2 separate regions of the Homo sapiens genome follow, and region 2 is linked to region 1. A link is a contact called in ENCODE Hi-C or POLR2A ChIA-PET data. All regions are on one chromosome and are shown on one strand. The core of a region is the stretch at or near the end of the contact, and the rest is flanking DNA. Distances in the headings are between cores, read along the strand shown. Region 1 overlaps KIAA1671. Region 2 overlaps KIAA1671.

Evidence for each region. A loop is a pair of places that touch in the nucleus more often than their neighbours do. ChIA-PET counts read pairs that join two places held with the same protein, here RNA polymerase II (POLR2A). Pooled maps may share reads with other maps.
Region 2: a pooled map shows a loop between it and region 1 (1.9-fold over the local background). The contact joins two enhancer-like sites. A Hi-C loop is called at or near these places in 1 of 168 maps with a recorded cell type or tissue (endothelial cell of umbilical vein) and 3 of 50 pooled maps. POLR2A ChIA-PET finds 5 or more read pairs at or near these places in 8 of 52 experiments (A549, OCI-LY7, Panc1 and 3 more).

What each region holds. Positions count from the first base shown.
Region 1 is chr22:24,972,263-24,976,091 of GRCh38, forward strand. The region is part of intron 1 of KIAA1671; the gene reads left to right. Among named protein-coding and RNA genes, the nearest start is that of KIAA1671, 21 kb to the left of the region's middle. Within about 2 kb of position 1,794, at least 3 of the 41 ENCODE cell types and tissues checked have a DNase peak (open chromatin) inside an H3K27ac peak, as active enhancers do.
Region 2 is chr22:25,046,959-25,050,787 of GRCh38, forward strand. It overlaps KIAA1671, which reads left to right. Exons shown (of 13, transcript NM_001145206.2): 6 at 2,272-2,406. Among named protein-coding and RNA genes, the nearest start is that of KIAA1671-AS1, 64 kb to the right of the region's middle. Within about 2 kb of position 1,898, at least 3 of the 41 ENCODE cell types and tissues checked have a DNase peak (open chromatin) inside an H3K27ac peak, as active enhancers do.

The sequences.
Region 1 (3,829 bases), core at 544-3,043:
GTTTACCTTATTTCACTGCTCAGAAAACAGTGCTCATGAGAGATCTGCATTCAGGACCCTGTGCTCATAAGCATATGGTCAGAACTACCCATTCAGTCTTCTGTCTACCGTATAGCTGCTTTCCATCCATTCTTCCATCCATTCCTCCATTTTGTATTCATCCATCCACCTACCCATTCATCCACTCATGCATGCACGCATGCATGCATCCATCCATCCATCCATATATGCATCCATCCATATATGCATCCATGCATCCATGTGTGTATTCATCTATCATTTCATTCATCTTTCCTTCCATCCACATACCTGTACTTTCTTCCTTCTTTCCATCTACTACCTTCCATTCCATCCACTTATTCTTTATTTCTTTCTTTCCCTCCCTCCTTCCCTCCCTCCCTTCCTTCCTTCCTTCCAGCTCTTTCTTTCATCCATCCATCCATCTCATCTAACAATATTTGTTAAGTACCTACTCTGTGCCAGGCACTGTTCTGGGCACCAAGGATGCAGCAGGGTTCAGTGCCTTCGTAGTCCTGACATTCTAGTGGGGAGAAGCAGGCACAAAAGTCCGTTCATAAACCAGAACTTCAGATAATGATTAAGAGCGATGGTGAAAATAAAAGAAGGTAATGTGGAAGACGGTGTCTGCTTTCGATGGGGTGGCTAGGGGAGGGCTCTGGGAGGAAGTGACCTATGTGCTGAGACCTGAAGGAGACAAAGGGGCCATCTGAAGAGCCCACGGGGAGAGTGTTGTAGGTAGCAGGACCGGCAAGTGCAAAGGCCCCCAGGCAGGAGCAAGCTGGGCATTGTGCTGGAAGACCTGAAGGCACAGGGAGCAAGGGGGAGAGGTTCAGGGGGCCAGGCTAGTGCAGGGCAATGTGGGGTTCATTTTAACTGCAGTTGCCCTTCATGGCAGGACTCGGTTTGGGCTTTTAAAAAACCCTGACTGCTGAAAAGGGAATGGACTTGTGCTCAGGGGCAGAAGTGGAGGCCCGGAGGCCAGTGAGGAAGCTACATCTGTGCAGGTGGGGAGGGTGGTGGCACACAGGAAAGGACAGTCCTCCCCATGACCCGCCCATTCCCTGCTCTCGCTCCTCTCAGTACAGACCCCAAACTGCATATGATGGTTTTTTTTTTTTTTTTTTTTTTTTTTTGAGACGGAGTCTCGCTGTGTTGCCCAGGCTGGAGTGCAATGGCGTGATCTCGGCTCACTGCAACCTCCACCTCCCGGTTCAAGCAATTCTGCCTCAGCCTCCCAAGTAGCTGGGATACAGGCATGTGCCACCATGCCCGGCTAATTTTTTTGTATTTTTAATAGAGACAGGATTGTCTCTACTAGGCCAAGCTGGTCTCTAAGTCCTGACCTCAAGTGACCTGCCTGCCTCGGCCTCCCAAAGTGCTAGGATTACAGGCATGAGCCACCATGCCTGGTTATTGCATATAATTATTTATATATTTGTTTATCTAATAATATCTGTCTCTACTATGGAAATATGAAGCTCCAGGAGGGCAGGGACTTTGCTCCCTGCCATGTCCCAAGTACAGTTTCTGGCACATAGTAGGGACACTTAATAAATATTTGTCAAATGAATGACTAATAAGGTCCTCCCAAAAATCTGGGTGAAAATAATAATGATGCTGAATAATAGTGATGACTGTATATTAATAATAATAGTAGCAAGCCGGTGCTGAATGTGCCGTGTAGACCCGGGCCTGGCTCTGCCCACCCTCTGCCCAGCTGCACCTCCTTTGGTGGTTTGCACAACGGGACTTTCACCAGCTCTGGGAGGCCCTGTCACCTGGCAGGCCCTCAGCAAATGATTGGCTGATTTGCAGGCTCTGCTCCCTTTCAGGAAAGGATTTATCAGCCGGACTTGGGTCTGGGTGGGGCAGGTTTGGGTGAGGCCTCTCAGCTGCGTGGGAGATAGAACTTCTGGGTAAGCTGAGGACTGAAGTTCAGGTTTCCAGCCTGACTTTTCCCAGCCTTGTGACATTGGGCAGGTCTCACCCCCTCCATGAGCTTTAGTGTGTGATGTGATGATGGTGACAGGTACCAATGCTACCGTTTGTTAACCCATTAGGACATGCCAGGTACTGTGTTAGGTCCTTTAGTTCTCATGGTGACACCATGAGGCAGGAACTATTCTTATTTCCAGATGAGGAAAGTGAGGTGGAGAGAGCTTAAGTCATTAGCCCATGGTCAGTCGGCTAGGAGGTGGTGGAGCTGGGATTTGAACCTAGGTAAAGCTAATGCATGAGCTCCGTGTTTAAACTCCAAACTCCAGTCATTCTTGTATCACTTCGGGATTTTCTTGATATGTGTATACCACCTGGGCTGTTTTTCAAACATTTTTCTTGAACTCTTCTGTCTTTTCCAGTACAGCCTTATTGAGATATAATTCACTTATCATCCAGCTCACCTCTTTTTTTTTTTTTTTTTTTTTTTTGAGACGGGTGTCTTGCTCTGTTGCCCAGGCTGGAGTGTAATGGCGTGATCTCGGCTCACTGCAACCTCAACTTTCCGGCTTCAAGCAATTCTCCTGTCTCAGCCTCCCGAGTAGCTGGGACTACAAGTGCACGCCATCCTCGCCTGGCTAATTTTTGTATTTTTAGTAGAGGTGGAGTTTCACCACACTGGTCAGGCTGGTCTCAAACTCCTGACTTCAGGTGATCCATCCGCCTCGGCCTCCCAAAGTGCTGGGATTACAGGCGTGAGCCACCACATCCAGCCCAGCCCAGCTCACCTCTTTAAAGTGCACAGTTCAGTGGTTTTTAGTATATTCATAGATATGTGCAACTCTCAACCATGACTGATTTTGGAACATTTTCATCACCTCCAAAAGGAAACCCCATACCCATTAGTGGTGCCCCTTCACCAGTTTCCTCCTCGGCCTTACACAGCCACTAATCTACTTTCTCTATGGATTTGCCCGTTCTGGACATTTCATGTAAATTAGATCATACAATATGTGACCTTTTGTGACTGGCATATTTAACTTAGCAGAATGTTTTTGAGGTCATTCATGTCATAACAAGTATCAGTGATTCTTTTTTTTTTTTTCAGTTTTTTTTTCAAGACAGCATCCCACTGTGTCACCCAGGCTTGAGTGCAGTGGTGCAATCCTAGCTCACTGCACCTTCGACCTCCTGGGCTCAAGCAAGCCTCCTGCTTCAGCCTCCTAAGTAGCTGGGGTGCAGGTGTGTGCCACCATGCCTGGCTAATTTTTTTGATTTTCAGTAGAGATGGAGTTTCGCTCTGTTGCTCAGGCTTCTGAGTTCAAGTGCTGAAATTACAGCTGTGAGCCACTGCGCCTGGCTGTGACCAGTGCTTATTGCTGTCACCTATGTGCTGTACCCATGCACATATTGAAATATATGAAATTGCCATTTTCGTAGGTCAAGAATGGCAGATACCAGAATTTCATAGGGTTCAACCTCAGGAGGATCCCATCAGACAGGCAGTATTGATCTCTTTTTCCAGATGAGAAAACTGAGGCTCAGAGAGGGAATTGACTCCACCAAGGAAATATAGCCAAGGATGGTGCAGAGCGGGGGATCCAAATTCCCTGCCAATTTCATTCTATTCCCCTGGCCTCCCTTTGCACTTGGGGATGCTGCTGACTCACCAGCAGGAGATGAGAGCTTTGGTTAATTTGTCCAGCAGCAGAGATGGGTTTCCCCGCACCATCCACACTCCCCGCCACTATTCAGCGTGGGCTTCCCGTGTGGCTACTGTATGCCTTGTGGGAAGAGGCGGGCATTGGGGTGGGACTGGGAACCGAGTGAGTTTGTGGATTTCTGGTCTCTAGGGCCTCAGACAGCCTGGTCT
Region 2 (3,829 bases), core at 648-3,147, 75 kb after region 1:
TGTGTCTTGAGAGTTTTTTTTTTTTTTTTTGAGCCAGCGTCTCACTCTGTCACTCAGGCTGGAGTGTAGTAGTGAGATCATGGCTCACTGCGGCCTCAACCTCCTGGGCTCGAGCAGTCCTCCCACCTCAGCCTCCCAAGCAGCTGGGACTACAAGCACATGCCACCACACCTGGCTAATTTTTTTTCTTTTCTTTTTTTTTTTTTTTTTGAGACAGAGTCTTGCTCTGTTGCCCAGGCTGGAGTGCAGTGGCATGATCTCGGCTCACTGCAACCTCCACCTCCTGGATTCAAGCAATTCGCCTGCCTCAGCCTCCCGAGTTGCAAGGATTACAGGCATGTGCCACCTTGCCCAGCTGATTTTTATATTTTTAGTAGAAATGGGGTTTCACCGTGTTGCCCAGGCTGGTCTTGAACTCCTGACCTCAAGTGATCAACCTGCCTTGGCCTCCCAAAGTGCTAGGATTACAGGCGTGAGCCGCCACCACCACCATGCCTGGCCTCTTTTCCTTTTTTTTTTTTTTTTTTTGAGATGGATGGAGTCTCACTCTATTGCCCAGGCTGAAGTGCAGTGGTGTGATGTCGGCTCACTGCAATCTCCACCTCCTGGGTTCAAGCAATTCTCCTGCCTCAGCCTTCCAAGTAGCTGGGATTACAGGCGCTCGCCACCATGCCTGGCTAATTTTCGTATTTGTAGTAGAGACGGGGTTTCACCATGTTGGCGAGGCTGGTCTCAAACTCCTGACCTCAGGTGATCCACCTGCGTCGGCCTCCCGAAGTGGTGGGATTACAGGCATGAGCTACTGCGCCTGGCCTTCCCTTTCTTAATGGTACCCTTTAAAGCACAAAAGTTTTTAATTTTGAAGAAGTCTATTTTATTTATTGTTCTTTTGTTGTTTATGCCTTTGGTATCATATTTAAGAAATCACTGCCTAAGCCTAGCTCTTGAAGATTTACACCTCTATTTTCTTCTAAGAGTTTTCTAGCTTTAGCTCTTACATTTAGGTCTTTGATCTATTTCAAGTTGATTTTGGTATATAGTATGTCAGATTTGCAGCATGTTTTGCAGGTAGAGTCTCAGCTTTGCTGATGCAGTGGAGAAAAGTGGGAGAGAATGGGGAGGAGAATGGAGGGCAACCCGAAGGTCTTGGCCTCCCCAGCTGGGGGATGGATGGGCAAGGTGTGGGAGGAGCAACTGTGGAGAGATGGAATCAAGACGCATGTTTTGAGCACGTGGATCTGAGATGAGTGTGAGCTTCCAAGAGATGTTGAGTGAGCAGTGGGATCTCCGAGTCTGGAGTTCCAACACTGAGAAACAGAATTGGCAGGCATCTGGGTGTAGATGGGATTTATTTAAAGCCATGGGGGGCGTGAAGAGAGATCCCAGAGGGAATGATGTAGCAAAAGGAGAAATGGCTCTGCGGCTGGCCTGGGACATGTGGGGACACTGATCAAAAAGAGCCAGGGGGTTAGGAGGAAAACCAGAGGGTCTCTGAAGGCATCCAGAAAAGAGGCTGTGAGGGAAGGGATTAGAAATCCAGTCTTCCTCTTCCTGGTGCTGTGTGTTCTTAAGCAGCTCCCTCCCATCTCTGGGCCTTTGTTTCCTTGTCCACGCAGGGAGAGTGTGAAGCATATAAAATATGCATCCTGGAGTCCTGGCCTGTGAATGTTTCCCCTATATATAACTAAGTGGAAAAAAACAGCAGGATTCCAAGTAGATGTACTGGAGGTGCTGTGCTGTTCATGCACCGTTTCTCTGTGTCTATGCATGTGTGTTTGGGTGCATAAAGAGATGATTAAAATAAGGTCACCAAGAATGACCACTGGCAGTAATGAGGCCAGCCAGCATTTATGGAGGGCTCCCCAGGTGCCAGGGATGGAGGAGGCTAGGGTAAGCCAAGCCAGGTGCCCAGGACTTGTGCACGTCTGCCCCCTGGTGGCTATACTGCATCATGTACATTCCATGTGCTGTTTCTTAGCGCCTAGAAGCTGGGTGCTGTCATCATGGGGTTCCTTTCCCAGATAGTTGAGGCTCAGAGAGGTTGAGGCACCCACCTGAGGTCACACAGTTATTAAATGGCTGAGGCTGGGCCACTGGAACCCAGAGCTACCGCCCTACATGTTACCTCTGATCATTAAAGTGGGGGATTTCTGGGGGTTTAATTTTCTTCTTTGCCCTTTTTGGTACAGAATGGACTCTTGGCATAATATATTTTTTCCTGTAAATGAGAAGGCTCCCAGTAAAGTCCTTTTCTTGTGCTCTGTGTTTCAGGTGCTGCCACGGGACCTGGAGAAGGAGGATGCCCCCCAGGAGAAGGAGCGACCGCTCCAGCAGGTGTCCCCTGTGGCCTCGGTTCCCTGGAGAAGCCACAGCTTCTGCAAAGACAGGAGGAGTGGGCCCTTTGTGGTGAGTGATGCAACATGGCTGGAGAGGATTGCACAGGGGTGCTGGTTGCTGGACACTGCTGTGAATGTGGTTGGTGGAGCATCTGGACAGCCCAGGGCCCTGACGGGGTTGAGGGCAGCAGGCAACTGTCCAGGAATCTGGTGTCACCTGACTAGCTGTGTTGTGGTTCTTGATGTGGAGGGTGTTTGGTGGCTCTGCTGGGGAAACCTTCTTCCTCTTGAGTTTCCAGCCCAGCACTGCCTGGCATGGAGTGGTTAAGGGAACATAGACTGGTGTTGGAAAGTCCTGGGTTCCAATCCCAGCACGGTCTCCTGTCAACCTCTTTGAGATTTTGAGCAATTTACTTAATTTCGCTGCACTTCAGTTTCTTCACCTGGAAAACAGGATCTTGATTCCTATCTAGCTGTGTTGCGAGGATGGAATAAAAGTGTGTGTGGGGCCCAGCACGTCATAACACATTTAGGAACTGACAGTTATGGTGATAACAGGAGGCAGCAGAAAGCTGGTTCCAGAGCCAGATTGCCTGGGTTCAAGTCCCGGATCTGCATACATTCACGTGTGACCTTGGGCTGGCCTCTGGCTTCAGTTTCCTCATCTGTAGAATGGGGATAATAATAGTATCTACTTTACAGGGCTGATGTGGGGCTCAGATGAGAGAATTCATGAAGTGCTTAGCATGCTTCTGGGTACATAGCAAACAATAAGTGTCATCGTCACATAATTATTACTCTTGCTGTTACTGGTACGACTGTCCTTGTTTTCAAGTCTCCCTCTGGCTCTTGCTTATCTCTGTGTCCTTGTGCCCTCTTCCCCCTCATCCTGTTTCCTTACTTGTGAAAGGAGGTGAGTACACACTGAGCAGGCCCCAGGGACAGCTGTCCCATTCAGAGCTTCAGTGTGCCCACATGGGTTCCAGGGCTTCGCCACCTCCAGTGAGTTTCTTTTCGGACTTTAGTTCCATGCTGTTTGGAGTTTTGCACTTGCTCATGAAGCCCCTTTCCGGCCCAGGTCCTATACAGGGGCATCGAAGACAGGGCTCCTAAGGCAGCGACACTTCTGCCCACAAAGGCCTCTTTGGTTGCTCAGCTCCACAAGCTTCAGGGATACCTGGGCCTGGTCTCACGTTTTGGAGACATATGATTTTGTGCTGAAGCTCCATTGAGAGTCCATCCCTTCCAGTTTTATGGCCACAGGCAAGAAACTTTGCTTTCCTGAACCTCAGTTTCCACTTCTGTAAAATGGGGGTAAAGAAGATACCCTGGCATGGTTTGTGCTAGGAGTGATGCAGAACAGCCACAACGTGAGCCCGACTGTGGGGCTGAGGGAGACGGGCCGGGGAGGAACTCAGATCCCAGCTAGGTGTTTACTGAGCAGCCCAGGAATTTTCCTCGAGGATCCAGATCCTAGCCAAAGATTCACACAC